Regions from separate parts of the Homo sapiens genome. Here region 2 is linked to region 1. A link is a loop called in an ENCODE intact Hi-C map of the cell type or tissue named here. Cell type or tissue: OCI-LY7. All regions are shown on one strand. Each heading gives the region's core, and the rest is flanking DNA. Links, peaks and the distances in the headings are about the cores only.

Evidence for each region. Peaks named below come from ENCODE experiments on the same cell type or tissue, not always from the same donor. Only the 100,000 strongest peaks of a DNase experiment are listed, where the experiment ranks them.
Region 2: it touches region 1 in a loop (4-fold over the local background); 25 of 110 quality-filtered maps call a loop at or near these places.

The regions. Positions count from the first base shown.
Region 1 is chr12:120,189,474-120,192,387 of GRCh38, forward strand. It overlaps GCN1 (GCN1 activator of EIF2AK4), which reads right to left. Exons shown (of 58, transcript NM_006836.2): 2 at 825-927. Among named protein-coding and RNA genes, the nearest start is that of GCN1, 3.8 kb to the right of the region's middle. In OCI-LY7, for the core only: no CTCF peak of the experiment used is centred there; DNase peaks (open chromatin) are centred at 1,798 and 2,448; H3K4me3 peaks cover 1,641 bases; H3K27ac peaks cover 2,410 bases.
Region 2 is chr12:120,120,628-120,123,541 of GRCh38, forward strand. No RefSeq gene overlaps it. Among named protein-coding and RNA genes, the nearest start is that of RAB35-AS1, 5.2 kb to the left of the region's middle. In OCI-LY7, for the core only: no CTCF peak of the experiment used is centred there; DNase peaks (open chromatin) are centred at 592, 1,254 and 1,524; H3K4me3 peaks cover 1,648 bases; H3K27ac peaks cover 2,287 bases.

The DNA of each region.
Region 1 (2,914 bases), core at 284-2,783:
TGCCTCAGCCTCCCTAGTAGCTGGGATTACAGGTGCACACCACCACACCTGGCTAATTTTTGTACTTTTTTTTTTAATAGAGACGGGGTTTCACCATGTTGGCCAGGATGGTCTCAAACTCCTGACCTTGTGATCTGTTGACCTCAGCCTCCCAAAGTGCTGGGATTACAGGCGTGAGCCACCGTGCCTGGCCAAGGCCATGGTTCTAAAGAAAGGCAATTTCAGCTGGGCCCAGTGGCTCGTGCCTGTAACCCCGGCATTTTGAGAGGCTGAGGCAGGCGGATCACTTAAGATCAGGAGTTCAGGACCAGCCTGGCCAACATGGTGAAACCCCATCTCTACTAAAAACACGAAAATTAGCTGGGTGTGGTGGCGCACACCTGTAATCCCAGCTACTGGAGAGGCTAAGGCATGAGAATCGCCTGAACCCAGCGAGGCAGAGGTTGTAGTGAGCCGAGAGCGTGCCACTGCACTCCAGCCTGGGTGACATCGTGAGACTCTGTCTCAAAAAGAAGAAAAAAACACAAAAAAAACCACAAAATTTATTTTTGATATGGAACACTGTCATTCGAGAAACCCCATCTCTACTAAAAATACAAAAATTAGGCAGGCATGATATGGGCACCTGTAATCCCAGCTACTCGGGAGGCTGAGGGCAGGAAAATCGCTTGAACCCAGGAGGTGGAGGTTGCAATGAGCTGAGATCGTGCCATTGCACTTCAGCCAGGGCAACAGTGAGAGACTCTGTCTCAAAAAAAAAAAAAAAAAAGAAAGAAAGAAAAACAATGAATATTGTCCAGGGTATGTGGATGAAAAATAAATACCTTTTCCAGCAACACACTTCCCAAGTTCACTGAGGATTTCTCTCCGTTCCTTTACACTGGCTGTTGTCACCTTCCCTGCAAAACGCTTTAGTGTCTCGGAAACCTGTGAAGGCCAAGCAACAGAAAAATTCACTAGTCAGACTATAAAACTATGAGTGTGTGTGTTGAGGGGTGGGTGTAGAATTTGGGGATCTCTCTAACCTGGGGTTTCTCAACCTCCCCACTGGTGACATTTTGCACCGGGTAATTCTGGTTGTGGGGGCCGTGTTTTTAGCAGCATTCCAGGTCTCTACCCACTCGATGTCAGTAGCAGCCCACCTTCCCCACCCGCCCCAGTTGTGACATTGTCAAATGTCTCCTGGCAGGCAAAATCACTCCCACTTGAGATGTACTGCTTTAATTCAACTAGTCAACAAATCAATATACCTTATTTAAACTTTGGCAATAAGAGGAAAGGCAAAGACCTCTGAAAAGAAAATATCCCTTCAGAACTACCCAAAATCTAGCAAGGGCCTGGTACGTGCCAACTATGTTCCCTTTACATTATCTCACTTTAACCTCCCCATAAAGGGAATGTCAGCATCCTGGCAACTCACTGGCAGAGGATAAGCACACTGGCTAAAGGGGGAAAGGTTAGGAGATTGGATCCCAGCTCTGCCTTTTACTAGCTGTAGAAACTTAGTCAAATAATGTCACTCCCCCAATCTTCAGTTTTCTCATCTATAAGATGCGGACAATAGCAGCTACCTCATATGACTGTTATGGAGCTTAAATGAGATTGCGTATAAGGTGCATCTACTCTCATCCCAAGCAAAAAGTTGGCTACTACTACCAAAAAGCCTGCAAGGGAGGCATCAGTATCCCCATTTTATAGGCGATGAAGAAACCATCTCCAAGAGAGGAAGTCACTGCTCAGAGTGGGGTCGAGAGCCACAGCACCTGCGTTTTTGAAACTAACTTTGAAACCAAACAGGTCTATAAACTGATGCTAACAAATCTTTAGCTTTCAACAGCCATCGAGTTACCACAGCTGCAGTCCCCTGCATAGGGACATAAGCATAAGACCCAGTGATGGGGGGCAGTTTGCAAACATCCCTGAAAATCTGCTCTTGAGCAATATTCTACAAGCTACCAAGTGGACAGGTTGTGGATTCATAAGCCGTAGAGCAGGGCATGATAAGGCTCATGTAACTTAACACAGTGGGGTTATCATGTTTTTCTTTTGAGGGTATTTCAAAGGCAGGCCTTATCAGTAGCGTAAGAGTCAAGCGTACACACAGAAATAAAATAATGCTGAGTTTTTCGTGCTTAAATCCCTGCCATAATTCTATTGGCAATGAATAAAAGAAACTGATGTCCAAAACTGTCTTCTACATAAATAATGTAGTTTTAACTTTAAAATGTCTTTTGTTTTTATAGTCATAGATGCACACAGAGTCAAAACCAAAGAGTTCTGAGAAGTCTGCCATAAAAACCAGTCCCTTGCCCTCACTCTCCATGGGCAACCCTTAGGTTGATCTGGTGGATATTTGGGTAGTTACCTCCATATATCTAAGTATCTCTAAATATGGAGGTAACTTGCATGTGCTTCTTGATTTTTCAGTTTTGCTACCTTTCCACCACAGCTCCCTTTCCTGCTGTGACCCCATCGCACACCCTCCCCATTTCCCCAGTGGAAGTCCCCAGTTTCACATACAGGCTAGGTCAGTAGTCAGTGATTACATTATATGTAAATGGCATTCAACATCCATTTAATAAACTCTGATTCTTCCCAGCTTTTTTATGCCCCTGGTGTTAATAATTACCCTTTCCCACCTCACTTCAGTTTGACTTGTTTTATCTGTTCTTATAAATAATTAAAACCCAAACTTTTTGCCATTTGTCTAAATCTCAGTACATTTAGGGAGATCAGGTATTCCATCAAATTCCACCTTCCTAAGGAAATCTCTCCCAGAGTTTTCTGACCTGCCCCAATTAGGCATGTGATCCTCTACAGCTGGGGCACAGTTTATCACCCTGAACATGTACTTTCTTGTGTTTGGGTGAAGCACAGCCTCCATTTTGTAAACTCCTTGCAAGTATGAAAATGT
Region 2 (2,914 bases), core at 176-2,675, 69 kb before region 1:
ACAAGTCATTCACTCATTCAACAAATACTTGAGGGCCTACTATGCCAGACATTGATCTACGAGCTGAGGATTCAGCAGTAAGTAAAATTTTAAAATCCCAGCTTTCATAGAGCTTATATTCTGATAGAGAATACAGGCACCAAGTATGTCCAAGGAGAAAAGTAAAGCAGGGAGCACGCTGAGGTTTGCAGAAGCAGGCAGTGGAGCCACAGAGGTGGCAGGAAGTTTGGCAGTGGATGACAAGAGAAACAATGCTTGGTGGTGAGAGCAGTGGGGCTCATGAAGTATTTTTCAGGATAGTGGAAGCAGAGGATTAGCAGCCAGGAAATAATAAGGAGTGAATATTTGGAGGGAAGATGAGCTAAGGGCGCTTCAAAGAGCTTTGGGAAGTAAAGTGTCACCAACCAGAAGGCTAAGTGGGTAAAGGAGAGGGGGACCTCAGGCCCTCAAGGGTAGCAGTGTCAGGGATGAAGATCAGTGCAGTGGAGGTTGGAGGGACCTGTGAAATCCATTATTTCAGACAGCAACATGGACTTCAAAGCTGCTGAGTGCTAGGTAGCAAGGGAGGGAACGTGTGCTGTGATCATCCAGGAAGGAAGCAGTGGGTGGTGAATCAGAACTCAGAGAAGGCAGGTAAACTGACCGACAGGGACTTTAAATTAGGAGCAAGATGGGGACCACTCAGCATACTGGTCCAAGAGGGAAGGAAGAGAGGATATGATATGATGCCTGGTGTCTCCCTCTGATGGAAGTGGAAACGGGCCCTTTCTCCCACACCTGCAAGCCTGATGCCACACCAAGAGACTTGGCAGTGGGCCTTGCCCTGCCCTGATGTAGCCCCCAGAAATCAAGTGAATGTAAGTTCCATGATTCCAGGGACCATCTCTTTATCTGTATCCTCTGGAGACCCAGTGCCTGGTAGGTGCTTGATACCTGTTGAATTAAAGTGAAGCCACACACACAGTGTGAGAGTTGGACAGAATGTCAGATACAATTAGTTGAACCCTCTCTTGAGTTCACTTTTTGGGGTGTGGGCCAAACTTGGGGTCTAACTCAGGGTCAGCTTCTTCCCCTGACTCCAAACCGTTTAGCAGGAATTTTCTCACTCAACCTTTATATTATTAAATCAGTGGTTTTGCAAGTGTAGTCTGAGGACCCGCAGGGCTCCCTAAGACCTTTTCAAAGGATCTTCAGAGTCAAAACATGTTCACAATACTAAGATGTGATTTGCCTTTTTCACTTTCATTTGCTTATGACTGTACAGTGTTTGCCAGAGCCTACATGACATGTGATACAACAGACCAAATGCAGAGCTGACATGCGAATCCAGACATTAGAAACCTAAAAAAATGTGGAACAATGCCACTTGAACAGTTTTGCTTTGTTGTTGTTGTTTGTTTTTGAGACTGAGTCTCTCTCTTGCCCAAGCTGGGAGTGCAGTGGTACGATCATGGCTCACTGCAGCCTTGACCTCCTGGACTGAAGTGAACCTCCCACCTCAGCTTCCTGAGTAGCTGGGACTGCAGGTGTACACACCACCACACCACTATGCCTGGCTTTTTTTTTTTCTTTTGAGACAGAGTCTTGCTCTGTCACTCAGGTGGGAGCTGGAGTGCTGTGGCATGATCTCGGCTCACTGCATCCTCCACCTCCTGGGTTCAAGTAATTCTCCTGCCTCAGCCTCCCGAGTAGCTGGGATTACAGGTATATGCCACCATGCCCAGCTAATATTTATGTTGTTTAAGTAGAGACGGGGTTTTGCCATGTTGGTCAGGCTGGTCTCAAACTCCTGACCTCAGGTGATCTACCCACCTCAGCCTCTGAAAGTGCTGGGATTACAGGTGTGAGCCACTGCGTCTGGCTGCTATTTTTTTTTTTTTTAATTTTTAAATTTTTTGTAGAGACAACAGTCTCACTATGTTGCCCAAGCTGGTCTTGAACTCCTGGCCTCAAGCCATCCTCCCACCTCAGCCTCCCAAAGTGTTGGGATTACAGGCATGAGCCACTGTGCCTAGCCTGGTTTTGACTCCTAAGATGCTAAATATCAATAGGTAAGATAGGTATACACAAGAGCTCTTTGGTGTCCTCAAAAAAATTTCAAAATATAAAAGGATCCCGGCTGGGCACAGTGACAAACACCTGTAATCCCAGCACTTCGGAAGGCTGAGGAGGGAGGATGGCTCAAGGCCAGGAGTTCAAGACCAGCCTGGGCAACATAGTGAAACCCTCATCTCTACAAAAAAAATTTAAAAAATTAGCCAGGCTGGGCACGATGGCTCACACGTGTAATCCCAGCACTTTGGGAGGCCAAGGTAGGTGGATTACCTGAGGTCAGGGGTTCAAGACCAGCCTGACCGATATGGTGAAACCCCATCTCTACTAAAAATACAAAAAAAAAAAAAAATTAGCTGGGCATGGTGGCGGGCACCTGTAATCTCAGCTACTCTGGAGGCTGAGGCACAAGAATCACCTGAACCTGGGAGGCAGAGGCTGCGGTGAGCCAAGATCACGCCACTGCACTCCAGCCTGGGCGACAGAGTGAGATTCCATCTCAAAAACAAACAAAATTAGGCAGGTGTGGTGGTGTGTGGCTGTAGTCCTAGCTGCTCAGGAGGCTGAGGCAGGAGGATCACTTGAGCTCAAGAGTTCAAGGCTGCAGTGAGCCATGAGCACACCATTGCACTCCAGCCTGGGCGGCAGAGCAGTACCCTGCATGTAAATAAATAAGGAGTCTTGAGGGCAAAATATTTGCGAAATGCTAGATTGAATCCTGCACCCCAGCTTCCTAGCTCCCTTTTTTGTGGGAACCCAAGTGGTAAGAAAGATCTAATGTAAATACATTCAAAACCCACAGCTTTCTCTTGTGGGACTGCGGGGCACAGCCCTGAGGAATTATCATGCACTAATTGTCCCT